Linked DNA regions of Homo sapiens: all the other regions are linked to region 1. Evidence: read pairs that join two places in POLR2A ChIA-PET (ENCODE). Cell type or tissue: OCI-LY7. All regions are shown on one strand. Region 1 overlaps DAAM1 (dishevelled associated activator of morphogenesis 1). Region 2 overlaps DAAM1 (dishevelled associated activator of morphogenesis 1). Region 3 has its middle 88 kb from the start of DAAM1. Region 4 has its middle 41 kb from the start of DAAM1.

Region 1 (5,000 bases):
CTTGAGAAGGCTTCCAGAGGTCCACAATCTTCTGGAACTAGCACTCTCATGAACTGTTAAAAAATTCACCGGACACTGAATTGACAGATGTCTCCTTGTAACTTCAAGCACTTGTTGGCTTTTGTTTGGTCCCTGGGAACTGCATGGAATAAGTTTAATCTCTCCTATGAACAATGACCCAGCAAATATTTAAACAATTTGAATAAAGTGATTATATCCTCCCCAAATCTTCCCTTTTACAAGCCAGAAATTCTCTACTGGCCATATAACACAAGTTTATCTTCCTCAATTCATAAACAAATCTCAAATTTTCTATAAGTTCATCATACCCTCATGTCCATTAATTGCAGGGATAACTTTAACAAACATAACTAAGCTCCTATAAAAGGACTATTTTCACATATTTGTATTAGTCATTCACAGTTCTATACAAACTCTACTGAGAGGGAAGATTTCTATCCAAAATGTCTCTCCAAGAAGAAAAAGAACAAGCTCTCACTCTCCTGATAGTCCTCACAGATAACATTTATGACTTAGAATAAAAGACACGTCATATTAAGTGGAGGGAAACTTGTTTAGTCCTTGCTTTATTAAGTATACATATTTTAACAAAGTTGGCCGTAAACTAAATAGCAAAATGGGTTTTCTCATTATAAGACTGAGGATGCTTCACATCTAAAACATAAATCTAGGTTAACAAAATTGAAACTACATGAATAGGACCTCGACTCGCCAGCTGTCAAGAAATTTGGGGGGACATTTAAGTCCCTTTAGAGCATTGTTTTTTACACCTCCAGATGACTTTTGCTATCTCCACTATTCTCCTGTATAACCATCCGTTCACATATCATAGGAATTTTTTCCATGTATGCATATGAAGCCTGATACCTCCTCTGACCCCCCAGGGCTCTGCTCCTTCCTTTTCTTTGGTTTATGCAGGTAGAAAGACTAGTTGAGCCAATACAAAATGCCACGTTTGCCCAGAGAAAGCCTCTTGCTACCATATCACGTATTCAAAAATAAAATATACTTGAAGATTTCAGATCACGTAGAATCAGTTAGCTCCCTCTTTATCAATTCTCTAAGTTTAAAATTCTGTATTGGTAAAGAATAATTTTTTAAAAGCATGGCATGAATCCATGTCAAATATTTTTTACTAAACTTGCTAATAAATGAGAGAACTAGGAAGATGTTACAACTGGTTCAAAGGAGAACCCAAGGAGTAGACTTATGATTAGCATCATGATGTTTGAAAGAGTTTACAAACAGATGCAAAACTGGCCAAGAGGGCAACAGTCAATTGTATCAGACTCAATTTGCATTTCATGGATAAGAACCATTGGAAGTGCTATCAGGTTTTTAAAAAAATAATTTACAGATTTGTGAAATAAGCTTGAGACAAAAGTAGAGATGACTCTTAAGAGTGCTATAGACAGGATATTTAGTCTATCTGATATTTACTCCATTTCACTATAACTGCAGCTTAGCAAAACAAAAGATGCATGACTAGTACTTCCTGGTTGAAGAAAACACAATCTATAAAGGTATAATGCAGAGGCCACACTGCATGACTAATACTCTGCTCCAGACTCCTCGCATCTAAATTACCTAAATGCCCAGGCTGGCCCAAAGCTCTTGCTCAAGAACACCTACCCCATTCTGACCATTACACCACAATTCTGTGTATTTCTGTTGCCTTGCCTAGGCTGCATGGTATGGTTTCTATCTGTGCATCACTGAGTCTCAAACTTCAGACCACTAAGCTCCTGACCATTCCATTCCACCTCCCTTGGAAGGGAGCACTTGGTCCTCTATCCCCCTCAGGAATTTGTTGGTTAAGTATTTGGGGTATTACTAAGTCTTCCTGCATTATTGATTAAAAAAAAAAAAGCTGTGAACTCAGTGAGGTTAGACCCTCCAGCCAGAAAAGAGGCTATACTCAACTGCTGCTCCCTAACAGTTTGGTTTAGAGCTGGATGCCATGTTAGAGTAACACACAGTCTACTAAATCTCCCAAAGACACGGCAGCATTTTAAAATCTAAATACTTGTGTAGACAGCCAAACTCTGTGATAGCATTAATACTATGCTGCTAAACATAAGGCTTCTCAAGGGCAGGATAGGAGCAGAATTGTTTTCACTAAGCTCATATCTACAATGCTGAATGGAATCTAAAAAGGCATTTGCTTTCCTTCTCATTCCTTTACTCATCTAACAAATATTTATTGAATTCTATTATATAATGAGCTAAGCACTATTCTGGGTGTTGGAATACATGAATAAAAGAACAAAGTTCCCTGCTCTCCTTGTGAGTGATCCCTGAGACAGACTTAGCAGTTCCTAGACTTACACATTTCTGAACTTTAGAGTTGAGAGGTTCTGAGAAGATTCCAAGTTTACTCCAACAATAGGTTCTAAGTCTTTGCAAGTATAGCTACAAAAAAGTATGCCTATTTAAATACTTCACTCTCTCTGGTCATCATGTTAAAAAAAAAACAACAGTCAAGTGTTCATTAACTCTCCTGCCTTTTAACTAAGCCCTGGTTTTTATCAATGGATCTCTAACTTCAAAGTAAAGATACAGTGCAAGCATTCCTGAACTCCCCTGGGAAAAAATCCTTTGAGACATTTCCTTGAGAGCACAAAATGTCACATTAATATTTTCCATATATCACAAACTTTATTTACACTGGTAAAAATCAGAGTTTCTGAATGGCCTGAATGAAATAGCACATAGCTATTATTTATGTCCTCCCCAAAATCACACACCCAGAAAAGCAAGAAAAGCAAGAAAAGAGTGCCACTTTACAGAGACCTAGTCACCCTGTGGGGAAGAGCAGCAAAGAGAAGAGCAACAATATCACCGCATTTCTGTAAGGGTTCAGGAGCCCTCTGCTCCAACACCCTCTTCTTTCCTGAACAAGCCTCAGCTGACTTTACAAGGAGTTGGGGGGTGGTTAGAGGGGATGTGGGGGAATACATTTTATGTGCACCTGGTATATCTGAGAAAGCAGCCACAACACTTAGCTAGAACTAAGAACTGAGATTTTACAGTCCACTTCCCAAACTATGAGACACTTACTTTATTTATTTTAACAAGTCATTATTTTGGCAAAGCACTTCACAGCATGGCATATGACTGAAGCCTAAAATTCTCAAGCAGTACAACTCCAACATCTGAAACCAATTTATATGACAACTCCCCCTCAGTTTCATGGCAAAGAAAAAGAAATATTCTCCAATTATTAGTTTCAGAAATGATACAACCCCACATTCCCCTGCAGGCAGGCACTGTGCCTATGACACAACAGTGTGCAATGACATAAAACAAATTATTCCTACATAGCTTGTTAAGAGCCAAATCTTTGATCCACATGTCACCATGGAGTGCTAAAGACCCAGGTACAATGTGGTCCAGTTGGTTTGTAAATTAACATATTTGGACACACAACGCTAAACCCTTATGTATCGTGCAAATTCAATCAGTGGTGTCAATGGCCTTTGCTGCCTCACATCTTGCTACCACATTTGTAGCTACCAGACCCACCTTTCAGAATGTCATAAAGTAGGTTTTGATGTTCTGTAACCAGCCCTTGGGAAAACAATCAAAGTGTGTTTATGATTTGCAATATAATGTTTAACACAAGGCTATAACAAGAGAGGACCCTTTGGAAAAGAGTAATTAAGCTAAAAGGAGAATCAGGGGTAACAGTAAGCACATAAAGGCATATGCCATTCAGGGATGCATCCTCAGAATGAGAAAAAAGTGCTAATGCAAGGTTAACTGTCCCTGAGGACAGTTAGGAACTGTATTCCTAATTTTAGACCACCATAAACTCTACAATGTACTCATGAATTAATGACAGCATTTTTGGCAAAAGAAAGAAACAAAAGCACTAGTTAGAAGATACCACTGTATCAGAAACATCTCAATATGGGACATAGGGAAGTACCTCTCAGAAACTGAAAAAACAAAATGCTTTTCCTTATGTATGGGGACAGATAAAAGGATACTACACAAGTCAATGTTGCTCTGTACCACGCTGAAGAATAACAGAATTTAAGACACTGTAACTTAAGGGTGGTATTCTTTGGTAGACTCTACTGTAACCCATTTCTAGTGCCACAAGTTACCAGGTTCCTAAAGTGTAAGGAATTTTGAGAATCCCAAATTATTAGTGGCACATTCTAACATACTAGAAGCTCAAAGCTTCTCTCTACTCTACAAAGAGGAGAAATTCTGAAATGCGCAAAGAATGGAATGATTCAATAGTACTAGGTGTGCTGGAGCTATTAGTGAAAAAATATATATAGGAAAGACACAGGAAACGTGTTTTTTGTTCCTCTTTGATATAGCTTCTAAAGGGGCCATTTCTTTCCATATTGATGTCTTTCATAATCCTATCTTCTGGAGTTGGAGTTGGTGAAGTCAGGCAGCCTTGGGGCAGTCTTTCTGTGAAAGTATGGGCCATACCATTTGGAGAGTCAGCCAAGAACCAGAGAGAAGCTCAAAGGAAAGACAGCATGGAATATGGTACTTGAATCTGACTATAATCCAGTGGTAAGAGGAGCTTTCAAGGACAGGGATAACAAATATTTCCCACATAAGCCACATTCTCCATCATGTGTCACGGCAGATGCTGTTATTTATTTTATTTTATTTTATTTATTTTATTTTTGAGACATAGTTTCACTCTGTCACTTAGGCTGAAGTACAGTCGTGCAATTTTGGCTCACTGCAACCTCCGCCTCCTGGGTTCAAGCAATTCTCGTGCCTCAACCTCTCGAGTAGCTGGGATTACAGGCACACGCCACCATGCCCAGCTAATTTTTGTATTTTTAGTAGAGATGGGGTTTCGCCACGTTGGGTCCCAGGCTGGTTTCGAACTCCTGACCTCAAATGATCCACCCACCTTGGCCCCCCAAAGTGCGGGGATTACAGGCGTTAGCCATCGCACCTGGCCCTATTTCTTATTGAGATCATTCATAACCTCTGAATGC
Region 2 (5,000 bases), 110 kb after region 1:
CAGGTGGTCCACCCACCTCAGCCTCCCAAGTTAATGGGATTACAGGCATGAGCCACCATGCCCAGCCAGACATGGAATTTTTAAAAACAAAGCTGTGCACTTAACCAGCTAGGCAGCCAGACCCAGCCCACATCTGCAACTATAACTACATTTCCCGAACCCAAGATCTTTCACTCTTCTCACCTATTTTCCCCTTTTGTTGAATGTCAGAATCACCTGAGGATTTTTTTTTTTTTTTTTTTTTTTTGAGACGGAGTCTCACTCTGTCGCCCAGGCTGGAGTGCAGTGTCACAACCTCCGCTCACTGCAAGCTCTGCCTCCCAGGTTCATACCATTCTCCTGCCTCAGACTCCCGAGTAGCTGGGACTACAGGCACCCACCACCACGCCTGGCTGATTTTTTGTATTTTTAGTGGAGACAGGATTTCATCATGTTAGCCAGGATGGTCTCGATCTCCTGACCTCGTGATCCGCCCGCCTTGGCCTCCCAAAGTGCTGGGACTACAGGAGCGAGCCACCGCACCCCGCCTACCTGGGGATCTTTAAGAATCCTGTAGAATGGGCCCCAACTCCACATCTACTGAGTCAGCATCCCTAAATATCTCTTTTTAAAAATCCACTGCGAACATTCTGATGCATATCCAAGGTGGAGAACTACCAGACCAGACAGAACAGAAGAGGCTTGGATATCCTCAGAAGTCCCACCTATCCAACTGCGAAGGAACGTTGTTTTACATTTTATATGAAAATATATGCTTCCTTAAGCATTATCTTTGCATTAGTTGCTCAAGAAAGGAACTTGGGTTGGTTTTTAAAACCTTATAACATTTTCATTTTGTACCCTGAAAATCTTATCAATGTTTTTTCTAAAAGGCAAGGCAAGTTTCAGTGTTGCCAAAGCCCAAGTTTTAGAGTCAAGTTTAAAAAACATTCTTGTTTGGGGGAGGAAAAAAAAAATGGAACATCACTGTGCTAATCCTCTTCAGAGCCCTTCCCACACTGCTGATTTGAGATAAGCTGTCATGTTTAAAGCTTAAGGTTTTTTTTCTAAAGCATTTTGGCATTTGACAATAATGACAGAGTTGGCCTTCCCTTTCCCCAAAGCCCCATCCTCCTTACCCACAGATAGCATTACTGAGCTACCAACACAGGCCATGGGCTTCAAAGCTGTTTACCTACTAGATCTGCTGGGCTTACCCTGACCCAGCATCAGTGTCTCACAAAGTCTCCTGTTGTGACCAAAGACATGTCCTTAAAATGTGGCTGGCCTCCCAGGCTGTGGTCATGGAAGAATGGAGAAGTGACCCTAAAGGGTCTAATCCACTGACCTTTACTTTGCTCTAACCAACTGCCCAAATAAATAAAAACAGCAGGGTGGCGCAGTTTCCCAGATGAATTCCAATTTATCCCTAAATATCCAGGCTTGGTTCAATGATTAAAGTCTTCAGACCATCCAAAACTCTGTCAAATGGCTCTCAACCCGGGGTGATTTTGCCCCCAGGGGACATTTGGCAATGTCTGGAGACATTTTGGGCTGTCTCAACTGGAGGAGGGGATGTTACTGGCATCTAGTGGGTAGAGGCCAGGGATGCTGTTAAACATCCTACAGTGCACAGCACAATCTGCCTCACAACAAATAATTATCCAGTTTCAAATTTCAAGAGTGCTGATGTTGGGAAACCCTGGGTTAGAATACAAAAATGGGTCATCTGCCAGCCCACTGCTAGATAAACCTTTGAAGAGACATTCATCCCAATTTAATTTAGTTGAAAATAGGAATCACAAACTCAATGTCTTCAAGGGCCAAGGAGATAAATATCACATAAACTAAGTGGCTGTGCATTAGGCACTAGAGTGTGGTAAGGTCTGTGACAAATCAGAACATAAATGCTCACTAAAATATCACTCCTTTTTAAAAATAATACTGTGCTGGCCAAGCAAAACATGGACAGCTGGCTACATTCACTCTGTGGACCCCCTGGTGGTCAGACTCCAGTTTAAAGTGGTGATCAGCCCTGCACGGTTGCATGCGCCTGTAATCCCAGCAACTCCGGAGGCTGAGGCGGGAGGATTGCTTGAGGCCAGGAGTTCAAGACCTCATGTCAAATTTAAAAAAAGAAAAACAATTAAGTAGAAACTAAAAAGTGATGATCAATTTAAACAGAACTGTATGATCACCAAAAGACTCTGTCGAGTTTCATCCCTTATATCCTACAAAACTCCTGAGTTGTGCAGTTGAGAAGAGACTGGGGATCAGATCATGGGGCTTAGCTCCAGCCAAGAACAGGATCTCAGGACACCATGCCAAGGCAGGGGCAGCCAAGGCTGAAAACTGGGGGCGAAAAATCGGAGTTCTCCCTCACCGATCTCCATTTTAGGGAAACTCAATGGATATTACTTTGATGAGTACACAGTGCCACATAAGTGAGGTCATTATTTTAAGAGGATACTGTCTTCCCAAAAATTTAGAATTTTTATCCAGAAGATAGCTTATTCTATGTGAATACACTGTGAATGAGGAAAGAGAGGTCCGGAAAGTTTAAAGGAATTGCCACGATTACCCAAACTGAACCTAAAATCAAAGAGTGTGTCTTTTTCTCTGTGCAATTGCAAAGCACCAAAAGACAGGTGAAGAGATTTCATTCAAGGTGTCAAACATGTGTGATTAAACACTCTACCAAACAGAAGTTACATGTAAATTGAATCTACATTTACTCAGCATTATCCTCCTTCCTCATTAGAAAAGTCACCCACATGTTTGCCCCACATCACTGTTGTAAAATCTCTTTATCCCCTAACAGAAGCATTAAAAGCAGGTTAAGTATTTCCACCCCTCCTTCCGGATCAGGCTGTAGAGAAGAAAGGCAAATCAGCAAATGGGGCCAGGCACGGTGGCTCATGCCTGTAATCCTAGCACTTTGGGAAGCCGAGGCAGGCGGATCATGAGGTCAGGAGTTCAGGCGGATCACAAGGTCAGGAGTTTGAGACCAGCCTGACCAATATGTTGAAACCCTGTCTCTACTAAAAATAGAAAAATTAGCTGGGCATGGTGGCGGGTACCTGTAATCCCAGCTACTTGGGAGGCTGAGGCAGGAGAATTGTTTGAACACAGGAGGCGGAGGTTGCAGTGAGCCAAGATTGCACCACTGTACTCCAGCCTGGGCAACAGTGCAAGACTACGTCTCAAAAAAAAAAAAAAAAGAAAGAAAAGAAAAGAAAAGAAAGGCAAATCAGCAAATGGAAACACAAGAAGGAAGCCCCAATGTGAATGTCCCCGAGTGTACGCATGATTTCTGTTGGAGGAATTCCTGGCCTGAAGAGACAGCATAAACAAAGGCCATCCAGAGGGAAACAAATGATAAGATAAGTGAAACCCAGCAACTCTCTCTGTCCTCCCCTCTACCTACTTCCCTCAACTTGTTCGTCAGAAAAACAATCTGAGCTTGACAGAATTACAATGTAAGCCTTCCTCTCCCAGCTGCCTCACAGCTCTCATTCTAAGCTAGAGGGTTAAGGGGGGAAGACATGCTTTTCTGTAAGGTCAGTGATGGGGCTCCCAAGATATGGAACTTGGCAGACTGGAGACAGCCATCTCACCCTGCCCACAGAGAAGCCAAAGGAGCAGAACTGTCAAACTGCAATGCAGGGAGTATAGAAAGAAAAGGTAAGGTATGGAAGAAACGTAACTTCAGACACAGCCTGAAAAGAAATTGGGTTAAATATAAAACTATATACATTTTTAAAAACATTTTAACCAGCCCTTAGCAGAAAATATCATAGGCAAGGCAGTTTCCTGCCACAGTTCCTAGAACTTCCATAGTTGGAAGTGTTACCTACTCACAGAATCTCAAGCCCTAAATGGGTCAGAGTATTTCCAGTTTAATCTCTATTCTTGATTTTTAAAAGACGAAAATATAATAGCAGGCCTGTTCATTTAACCTTCTGAGAACATGGTGCGGTCAGTCTCAGCCATTGGCTTCAATTCCAGCATTTATTTATTGCATGTCCTCCAACTTTTAGTTCACATTACCAACAGTGCTGAACAAAGTACCTCTAACGCAGAAATGACTGCCACACAAACAGGATGGGGAAACCAAACAGAAATGGTATTGTTGTTTCTTTTCCACCATCAGCCTAAATCAAATAGCAGCCACTAATAATGAGTTAACTGTAGTTGCATTTGAAAAAATAATTCCCGCGGTGGCTCACGCCTGTAATCCCAGCACTTTGGGAGGCTGAGTCGGGCGGATCACGAGGTCAGGAGATCGAGACCATCCAGGCTAACACGGTGAAACCCCGTCTCTACTAAAAATACAAAAAACTAGCCAGGCGTGGTGGCAGGCGCCTGTAGTCCCAGCTACCCGGGAGGCCGAGGCAGGAGAATGGCGGGAACCTGGAAGGCGGAGCTTGCAGTGAGCCGAGATCGCGCCACTGCACTCCAGCCTGGGCGACAGAGCGAGACTCCGTCTCAAAAAAGAAAAAAGAATTCCAAATGGGTTGCCTTGAACAGAAATGTATGACATTTTCCATATTCACAATTTCACCAACTTTCAAGAATAGAGAATGCAGCAAGTTTCTTCAGTTTAAGCTGTTTCATTTCCTTTAATTTCTTACAATTAGTTTTTTTGTGGGTTTTGTTTTTTTGTTTTGTTTTGTTTTGTTTTTTGAGACAGAATCTCGCTCTGTCACCCAGGCTGGAGTGCAGTGGCAGGATCTCAGCTCACTGCAAGCTCCGCCTCCCGGGTTCACGCCATTCTCCTGCCTCAGCCTCCGGAGTAGCTGGGACTACAGGCGCCCGCCACCACGCCCGGCTAATTTTTTGTAATTTTAGTAGAGATGGGGTTTCACCGTGTTAGCCAGAATGGTCTCGACTTCCTGACCTTGTGATATGCCCGCCTCGTCCTCCCAAAGTGCTGGGATTACAGGCGTGAGCCACCGCACCCGGCCCATTTCTTACAATTAATTTTGTAGTACATTCTGGGGATTTAGAAGGGTCCCTGG
Region 3 (5,000 bases), 210 kb after region 1:
GTTCATAATGGGGCTTGTGCTCCTATGAGAATCTAATGACGCACTGATCTGACGGGAGGCAGATCTCAGGTGGTAAAGCTTGCTCACTGGCCATTTACCTCCTGCTGTGTGCCCTGGTTTCTAACAGGTCACCGACTGGTACTGGCCTGTGGTCAGATGGTTGGGGACCCCTGATATGTAGGTCTTACAAATTTACATTCTAATTTTCCACAGATGTTTATATCATTTGGAAGGGAAAAAAATAAAGAGGCAAATGACTTGTAAAGGTGAAAAGGGATTAGATTGTCAGTGGCCTTGGGCTGTGTCACTTGCTGTTTCTTCTACTTGCTGTTACTTGCTGGTTCTTTCTATCCACCTTTCACATCTGAGCGGAATGTATTTCTTCAGTATGGCCATTTCAAACACCAAATCTTAATTTCAATCCCTGTTATTGTCTCTCCTAGTAACCTCCTTTCCCATAGAGCATCTATCACACATTGCAATTACATGTCTGCCTGTGTTATCTTTGTCCCTTCCACTAAACTGTAAACTCCAGAAGAGCAGGGATCCTGTCTCTTTGGTTCACCATTGCAAACCTATTGCTTCACTTAGTGTCTGGCATCTAAGAAACATGTATTGAATCAATTAGTAATTTTAAAGTGTGATATGAAGAATTAATGGGACCTAACTTGGCAGAGGGTTGATGTTGAGAATATTATGCTGGGAGCATAATATTTTCAACATTTATTACACCCCCTTAGCCATTATGTCACAGCAATACAGTTTGGGGAGTTGGCCTCTGCTTTTGGGATACATGAATATTGGTCTAAGTTACATTAGTAATTCCATGCCTCTTGTCACATATGGCATACTTCTGGTGACAGTTATTTGTTCAGCAACAGAGACCCCATGACTTAAATTGGCCCAAATTGAGGGGAAGAAATGTTGTTTCATGGTTGGGGAAAAGACACCAACTCTCTCTTCAACCAGACATGAACAAGGAAGCATGTTGCCACATCCTGCCAGCAGCCATCTCATGCCTGTGAGAAGAACCTAGTTTAGGATGAAACAGAGGCTGTGGACGGCACAACAGAGAACGTAAAGAGCCGGGTCTTGGATGATGTTTATGAGGCATTGCATCTGCAAGTTCTGATGCCTGACCTGTCTCAGAGAAGCAGGGAGAGGAAGAATGTTCCAGACAGAGAGAACTAGTGAGGAAGGGCCACATGTTTGAGTAACATGAGACTGGTGTGTCTGGATTATTAACTTGGGGAAGAGTTTCCTGAGATAAAGATGAAGAGGTGAGGAGAAACCACATCATACAGGGGCTTGCAGGTCATATTGAGTATCAATTATGAGCTCAATTTCTGGAATCAAGCAAACCTGGGCTCAAGTCCCAGCTCTACTATTTCCAGCTGGGTGACTCTGGAATGCTACTTAATCTTCTGTCTACAGCTCAGTTTCCTCTCATGTAAGAGGATGCTATGTAGTATCTTTTTCATGGTATTGTTGGGAAGATTAAATGAAGTTTTGTAACTTAGCACTACAGGAGCTCAACAAATGAACCAAATAAATGAAACAAAAAGCTATGACTATTACAGTTGCTACCGTCATTACTATTTTGGAGCAGAATTCATGTGAGATGATGATATTAACTATAATGATTCTGGACGTTCTGAAAGGTTAAACAGAGAGGCATCATGATCAGATTTCCATTTTACAAAGTTCCTTCAGGCTGCAAAGTGAATAATGCATTAGAGGGGGCAATGAAAGAGGCAGGGAGATTGGATAGAAGGAGCTATTGAATATTTCAGGCAAAGATGTTGGAGGTTTCGACTAAGGTAGAGATGATAAAGATGCAGGGAAATAGATGGATTAGAGTTACTTAGGAGGTAGAATTGACAGAATTTGGTAATTGAATATGGGTTGGAGGGGTGAGATAGAGGGAAGAGACAAAGATGACTCTTAAATTTCAGTCTTGGTGCATTTATTAAGCCAGGGAACCTGGTAGGAGAAACAGGCTGTGTGTGAGTACCTGGGGAGACTGGTGGGTGGAGTAGATAACTTTCATTTTAAACATGATAATTTTGAGTTACCTGTGAGCCATCTAGGGCAGGGGTCCACAATCCCTGGGCCATGGACCAGTACCGGATTGTGGACTGTTAGGAACGAGGCTTCACAGCAGGAGGTGAGCAGCAGGTGAGCAAGTGAGGCTTTATCTGTATTTAAGCTGCTCCCCATCACTTGCATTATCACCTGAGCTCCACCTCCTGTCAGCTCAGTGGCAGCATTAGATTCTCATAGGAGCGCGAACCCTGTTGTGAACTGTGTATGCCAGGGATCTAGGTTGCATGCTCCTTATGAGAATCTCATGCCTGATGATCTGTCACTGTGTCCCATCACCTCCAGATGGACCTTCCTAGTTGCAGGAAAACAAGCTCAGGGCTCCTGCGGATTCTACCTCATGGCGAGTTGTATAATTATTTCATTATATATTACAATGTAATAATAATAGCAATAAAGTGCACAATAAATGTGCTTGAATCATCCCCAAACCATCCCCCCCGACCCAGTCTGTGGAAAAATTGTCTTCCACAAAACCAGTCCCTGGTGCCAAAAAGGTGGGGACTGCTGATCTAGGGGAAATGCTGAGTCAGCAGTCACATATATATGTCTAGACTTTAGAGGCGAGGTCTGGTTTAGAGATATAATTTTGGCTGTCAATACATAAATGATCAACACTGGAGACGGGGGAGTGGATAAAAAATGGGAGGAGAAAAATGGCCAGGACTGACCCTAGAGGAAGTATAAAGATTAAAGGCCAGTCAGTGAATCAGAAACAGTGAATTTGGATGCAGATAATCAGACTAATTCAGACTGGCTTGAAGAGTAAAAGGTTATGTAATGAAGAAGCCCAGTGGCAACATGGGCTTCAGGGTTGATTCGATTCAGCAGTTTAATGATGCCATAAATTTTCCAATTTCTTCCCATTTCTGGGCTCTGCCTTATGTGGTATTAGCTTCCTCCTAAGGCTGATTCTTTTACCTAGTTGCGAGATGGCGGCTGTCTACAATTTCCAAGGCTAATATTCTCTTTTCCACCCTGAGAAAGGAGAGTCTGATTGTTGATGTCTCAGAGGAAGGAGAAGGTTTTTCTCTTGGGAAGCCCCTAGTAACGCCTTTGTTTTTGTTGACCAGAATTGGGTCACATGCTCCACCCTGAAACAAAATTTGCTAAGCCTCAGAATGGGATTATGCTGACGAATGTGAAGCACATACAACTTTCACAAATATCAAGAATGGAGTCCAGTTCCCCACTGTTCGTTGACCATGACAGTGAAGCCCAAGACCCCAATACCTGGACAATACTGGTGTGTGATTTTCTTCAGGCATCTTTAGCTGCCCATGTTAAGGAATGAGGAAGTTGAATAGTCAGATTTGTTAGGATCTAATGAAAGGAGAGAAGGTCAATAGGATGTGAGGAATAATTAAGAAGAATGACTTACATGAAAGGCCCTGCAATCTAAGCCTGCTTGGCTTCTGAAGAGGTAATCACAATGCCCACTAGAATCAAGCAGTAGAGCAGACTGGGAGATGGCTTGTGACTCAAGAAGAAAATGAGGAGAGCTCAATGCTTTGTGTTTCAGGGTGGAAGGAGTGGTCTGCTGGGACACACACTACTGAGAGACCAAGCAAGATGAAAAGAGAAAGGGAACATCAGCTGGTGAGCTTAGTAGGGTGAAAAGCCTCGTAGGGAGCAAAGCGAGGTAGCATAATGGAGTCAGAGAGTGTAACAACTTTTTGAGAAGCTACGGTAATAAGGAATAATGTGTGGTGGAGGGAGCCTTTTGTTTGCTTGTTTATATGCTTGTTTTGAAGATGGTAGAAACTTTAGCATACTCAAAATCATATTGAAATAATCTATTATGGGGGAGAGGCTTTATATGACTGGGGCAACATGCTTTTGAATATTACAATGTACCACATTGCTGGATCAGTATCCCTTGACATTCTGTCTGACAGATTCCATCATGACAGTAAGTTTTTACTTTTGAACATGGTAAGTTTGAGTTACCTGTCAGCCATCTAGGGGGAAATGCTTAGTTAGCAGTTGCATATATATGTCTAGACTTTAGAGACAAGATCTGGTCTAAAAACATAATTTTGATGGTCAACACATAAAGGGTCAACACTGGAGACATGGGGATGGATAAAAATTAGGAAGAGAAAAATAACCAGGACTGACCCTAGAGGAAGTCTAAAGATTCTGAGGTAGAGGGAAGAGACAAATTGTCTTGACATTCTGTCTGACCAATTCCATTATATCAGTGTCTTCCATCATAGCAAAGATATTTGAGAGATGTGTGAAGAGTTCAAGAATCTGATGTATGCTGTGAGAGGGATGGGCTCCTGGACGTGGAGGGAGGGATTGCCTTTGCGTAGCAGGCCTGCCTCCTCCATTGTGATGAGATAAGAAGAGAATGAGTTTGACCATGCACAGTTGAGGAACTCTCACCGGTGATTCATATTTTATCTAAACAAGGAGGTGTCTGCTGCTGAGTGAAGAGAGAGAAAGGAATTCAGAGGTTTGACGAACATGGAGCAGTTTTGCAATTATCATGGCAGAGGATATGGGAATAAGATGGCAAGAGAAATACAATAGGATTGTTAGGCAGTGCTGCCATCACAGAAGAAGTTGAAGACCTTGAATTATAGAGGTATTGATTTTCCTGGCTGTGCGATTTTCTTCAGGCATATTTAGCTGCCCATTTTAAGGAATGAGGAAGTTGAATAGTCAGATTTGTTAGGATCTAATGAAAGGAGAGAAGGTTAATAGGATTTGAAGAATAACTAAGAAGAATGTCTTAAGCGAAAGGCCCTCCAATCTAAGCTTGATATTGAGAAAGGGTAAGTAGGATAGGGTAAAAGATTTGGAGAAAATAGGGAGTCAATTGGTGGAGGTCTCAACATGGCTGGAAAACAGTTGCAGTGGTGGTGATTTAGTTAGCAAGCAGGAAGGAT
Region 4 (5,000 bases), 160 kb after region 1:
ATCTCTTCCAGAAACACCCTGACAGGTGCACCTAGAAATAATGTTTTCAGCTATCTGGGCATTGCTTAACCTAATCGAGTTGCACAAAATTAACCACCATGGGCCTCATTTTGGATGTCATTTCTGTGACACTTGGATTTGATGTCCTTCTTGAGTATTCACAGCACCATGTAATGCCATAGTCAGAGCTTGTGCAGTACTGGGTTGTCACTGACTGCTTACTTGTTGGTGCTTGACCCACTAAATCTAAGTTCCATGAGTACAAAAATCAGACCAGTGGTAGTTCCGATACCTCTACAGGAGAGAATTTGAGTAACAATCTAGTGAAAAGAAGGGCTAGGAGTGGCCAGGCACGGTAGCTCACACCTGTAATTCCAGCACTTTGGGAGCCCAAGGCAGGTGGATTGCTTGAGCTCAGGAGTTCAAAACCAGACTGGGCAACATGGTGAAACCTCATCTCTACAAAAAAGACAAAAATTAGCCAGGCATGGTGGCTCACATCTGTAGTCCTGGCTACTTGGGGGTTTGAGGCAGGAGGATCGCTTGGGCAGGGGAGGTCAAGGCTGCAGTGAGCTGTGTTTGTGCCACTGCACTCCAGCCTGGGTGACAAAGTGAGACGCTGTCTCAGAAAACAAAAACAGAAACAAAGAAGGACTAGGAGTTTATTTGTGTTGAGGAAGGGGCTAATGGAGATGATGGTATATCTAAGGCCTCCCGAAACTATCCCTTGTATTGCCTCTAGCAGGCATTATATCTATCTTGTTTACTGCTGTGTCTGGCACATAATGGATGCTCAAAAATGTTAAGTACACCAATGACATTGAATACATGGGAAGTTTCATGACCAGTTATGCCCAAGGTCAGAGCCAGATGAACTAATTTCAAATGGAACAGAAACATCTTAAAATTCTTCTTGCCTAAGCTCAGGATTGGTCGTAGGTAAGGTAGGCTACTGGAAGAAGAGAGAGGCAAAGACTAGGAGCCAGGCTAAGCTCCGTCATAAGAAAGGCTGACTAGCTGTTCCTCATCAGTTCCTCTGACCTTGGTCTTTTCTATTGTTCATTGAAAGTGCAGCTTTTATTACCTACTATTTACCAGCTGCTCACTTCTTTTGTAGCGAAATGAAAGAGCACCATTTCTCTAAGATAGATAGTCTATGTAAGAATGATTTTATCTCTCTCTAAAGATGCTTTGCACAGCACTCACACTCTTGCATGCTTATTTAATGGACTTGCCTCAGGCATGGCCATTCCAAATCCCATGAAATGGTATCTTTTTAGGGAATGGTAACAACAGCATTAAAAGGGGACATTAAAATAGAAAGGGATTGGAAGGGAGAATAAACATAACTGAATGATGGCTAGTGAGGGCAAACTTTGGAGGAAGGATTTATATGGATTTTGAAGAGAACTAGACTTACTAAGAGCATAGAATCCTGACAATTACATTGTTAGATAGCCACAGGAATTTATTGAGTATCTTCAAGGAGTAGTATCTCAGAAATTAAGGAGGACATGGAAAAGGAGTGAGAACTTTCCTAAGCACATTGTATACATTAATGGAATATATACAATGGGAAAAATTTATGTGTAGCTAATACTGCATTTCTATGATGTATATTTGGGAGAGAAATAGATCAGAGGAAGAGACTAGCAGCCACGTAACATTGTACTGTTCCCTGCATTTATCTTTTCCTGTGGAAATGTAGGTTGCTCTCTGGGCCAGGAAGGCAAATTGGTTTCATCTTAAATGCCATCTAAGAGAGATAATAGCTCATATCAGCAGTAGTGGTGTGGGGAAGAATTCTGAGAGTACATCTAGGCTCACTGCGAAAAAAGTGTCATGATAAATTAGTGATGTCTGCCAGTTAACGGAGGGAAAGGAGGGAGAACAAAGGCATTATATATTTGCATAAACTTGCCATCCCTGTTCTAGACCATTGGCAGAAATCTGAGTATCCTCAGGGGCTTTCAGTTTCTATTTTCTTCTTTAAGTATAAGCCAGAAGTTTGCTCTTCTAAGACACTCTTTTGATGAGATAAAAGATCTTGTCTTCAAGTTTGAAAAATACGAGATTCAATGAAAAATTCACATATACTTATCCTAATTCCCAATTCAATAAGATTGCTCATTAATAATAAAATAAATTTTTAAAAATGCTTTAAAACACCTATCAAATATTAAAGATGAAAAAAGGGAAAGCAGCATTATTTGAGAAAGTTTAGGGAATTGTATAATCTCATACAATACTGACTAAAGTGTAATTTGGTATAACCTTTCTGGAAAGCCATCAGGTAATATATATTAAGAGCCTAGAATATTCATATCCTTTCATTCAGTGATTTCAGTAACCAAAACTTATCTTAATCATGTAATCAATTAGAAACACAGATTCATATTTAAAGATATTTAATACACGTTGTTTTTTTAATAACAAATAGTTGAGAATAACCTAAATATCTAACAAGATGGGATTGATTAAATAATATTATGTACAATTAGCATATTAATATGGCAGCCACCAAAAAGTCCTCAAAGATTATTTTTTAAAAAAGTTGATATTATCTATTAAGTGAAAAATACAAGCTAGAAAGTACAATGTAGAGTATGATTGTAATTTACTAAACACATCTTTTTCTCTTTAAGAGTGTATGTATTAATAGTGTCACAAGCACATGCAGACACACACACACGCACACACACACACACACCACAGACTGAAGGGACATATCCCAAATATCAACAGGGATGATGGGTGAATTTTTATCTATTTTTATTTTTTGTACTTTCCGATTTTTTCACAATAAAATGTAAAAAAGGGAAAGAAGATAATTACTTGTTAAAAATTTACCAATGTTCCAAGTTACCTTTGGGTGGTCTAGCCTGTCCATTTATCTCCAGCTAGGACGAACAGAATTCTTTATCATAGTTTGCTATCTCAGCATACATTGTACAAAGCATGCTACAAATAATTTTCCCTGTGATTTCTATAGACAAAGGGATTGTAACATTGGAGGGAAAGAGGGGGCATAAATAATTAGGGTAAAGCCAGGCTGCAAGTCATTGGCAAAGCCTTAAAGAAAATTCAACACTCCAGCTTTCTAGCCCCAAACTTGAATCCCTCCACCACACTCTGTTCTATTGTTCAAACTCATTTGGCTGTCACATGCCCTCTAATCAGTTAGAATTCAGTCTTTGCAGAATTGGAACGTGAATGAAAAGGTTTTTTTTTCCTTCTGTTTCAACTGCTGTTGTTGAAGTCATCTCCTCTGAGGCCTTCAAACTAAATGGCTTTCCAACTTTAAAGAGCCCTCCTATTATGTGTGACTACAGATTGCTTGCATCTGGACTTGCTTCATGTGGCCATTTTATTTCCAGTCAACATCAATGTTAACTTTGTTAACATGTTAATATTGACCTATTACACATCATTGGCGTATGTAATTTTGAGGTAACAGATACTTCTAGATCTAGATTTTGTAAGATAGTTATCTTACTAGTTGCTGCAAGTGAAAATGACAAAATGAGGACTTCTTTTTATATATAAACAACTCAATTCCATCAAATTGGTAGAGCTGGTTATGGGTAGAGAGGCAGCCTATTTGTGGTGTAACAAAGAAGGAAATAATAGAGCTGGAAGCACAAAAATCTGTCCATTCTTTGTCTGATTTAATCTCTAACTTGCCCATAACTCAAGTTGTTCTTTTCAGTTTTCTCAGAGACCGAGTGTCTCAACTGTAAAACAGCATAATTTATGTCCTTCACATAAAACACAGGATTGGGCTAGGCAGCTTTGTCAAAGTGAAGATTAGCTCAAAGTTAACACAAACGCCTTGCAAGCTCTATCAGCTTAGAAGAGTATATCAAATAGTAAGGTGTTATTAAGTGACTTCAACATTTTGATTAAAGATAATACTAATACATCTTACATTTGCATAAAACTTGCTTTTGGCAAGGCTCAGTGGCTCACTCCTGTAATCCCGGCACTTTGGGAGGTCTAGGCGGGTGGATCATCTGAGGTCAGGAGTTGGAGACCAGCCTGGCCAACATGGTAAAACCCTGTCTCTACTAAAAAATACAAAAGTTAGCCAGGCATGGTGGCGGGTGCCTGTAATCTCAGCTACTTAGGAGGCTGAGGCAGGAGAATTGCTGGAACCTGGGAGGCGGAGGTTGCAGTGAGCCGAGATTGCGCCATTGCACTCCAGCCCCGGCTGACAACAGTGAGACTCTGTCTAAAAATCAAACAAACAAACAAACAAACAAACAAACCAAACCAAAACAAAAAAACCTTGTTTTTAAAGTAATATAGTAAAGTAAAAATGTGTTCTCTGTCAAATTTGTAAAATACTAACTTTTAAAAAGCCTTTCTAGGCATTTAACAAATAAAGTAACATGAATTTAAACACTATGGGTGCGTTTTATGTGAATTTGAATTATTTCAATTTAAAATTGTACAGTATACAATAAACTTTTCTTTAATGCACAAAATTTTAGATCATGAGAATCCCCAAATTAAACATTAATCACAAATCACATAATTTAAAAACTGGCAGGCCCAGTGGGTCATTGATACTCTTTCATGGCATGTGATGGCTTCATTTTAGCTGATAAACAAAAATACGTTTTCTGTCCCGTCAGGACTAGTTCTGAATGATGCAGCTCTTGAGATAATATGAGTACTAAATTAATCAAGGTGTCTGGACATATATTCTTTGTATATAACATGCTCCTATGGCTTATATAAAAACAACTATGGGATATCAAGCATTTATTATCTAAGATGTCTCACTTTAAGACTTTGAATTAAAATTTAAAAAGGAAGCAGATCAGGCAATGCCAGTGTCTGCAATCAGCTAACCACATAGTTCTGAATTTGTAGGAACACCAATTGTCTGGCCTATACTTTTTAAGAACCATAGTAAGACTCTGACACCCTTCTTCCAGCACAAAAGTAGTTTATTTCTAATCCCAAACAGGCTCTGATGACTCTGAGATGACATT

The links. ChIA-PET counts read pairs that join two places held together with the same protein. Peaks named below come from ENCODE experiments on the same cell type or tissue, not always from the same donor. Only the 100,000 strongest peaks of a DNase experiment are listed, where the experiment ranks them.
Region 2: POLR2A ChIA-PET joins it to region 1 with 7 read pairs; 7 of 35 experiments call an interaction of 5 or more read pairs at or near these places.
Region 3: POLR2A ChIA-PET joins it to region 1 with 7 read pairs; 2 of 35 experiments call an interaction of 5 or more read pairs at or near these places.
Region 4: POLR2A ChIA-PET joins it to region 1 with 6 read pairs; 1 of 35 experiments calls an interaction of 5 or more read pairs at or near these places.

What each region holds. Positions count from the first base shown.
Region 1 is chr14:59,303,578-59,308,577 of GRCh38, reverse strand. The region is part of intron 3 of DAAM1 (dishevelled associated activator of morphogenesis 1); the gene reads right to left. Among named protein-coding and RNA genes, the nearest start is that of DAAM1, 120 kb to the right of the region's middle. In OCI-LY7, no CTCF peak of the experiment used is centred here; a DNase peak (open chromatin) is centred at 2,977; H3K4me3 peaks cover 1,205 bases; H3K27ac peaks cover 2,385 bases.
Region 2 is chr14:59,196,408-59,201,407 of GRCh38, reverse strand. All of the region lies in intron 1 of DAAM1 (dishevelled associated activator of morphogenesis 1), which reads right to left. Among named protein-coding and RNA genes, the nearest start is that of DAAM1, 10 kb to the right of the region's middle. In OCI-LY7, CTCF peaks have their summits at 1,786 and 1,988 (motif pointing left); no DNase peak of the experiment used is centred here.
Region 3 is chr14:59,098,041-59,103,040 of GRCh38, reverse strand. No RefSeq gene overlaps it. Among named protein-coding and RNA genes, the nearest start is that of DAAM1, 88 kb to the left of the region's middle. In OCI-LY7, no CTCF peak of the experiment used is centred here; no DNase peak of the experiment used is centred here.
Region 4 is chr14:59,145,434-59,150,433 of GRCh38, reverse strand. No RefSeq gene overlaps it. Among named protein-coding and RNA genes, the nearest start is that of DAAM1, 41 kb to the left of the region's middle. In OCI-LY7, no CTCF peak of the experiment used is centred here; a DNase peak (open chromatin) is centred at 1,923; H3K4me3 peaks cover 746 bases; H3K27ac peaks cover 2,457 bases.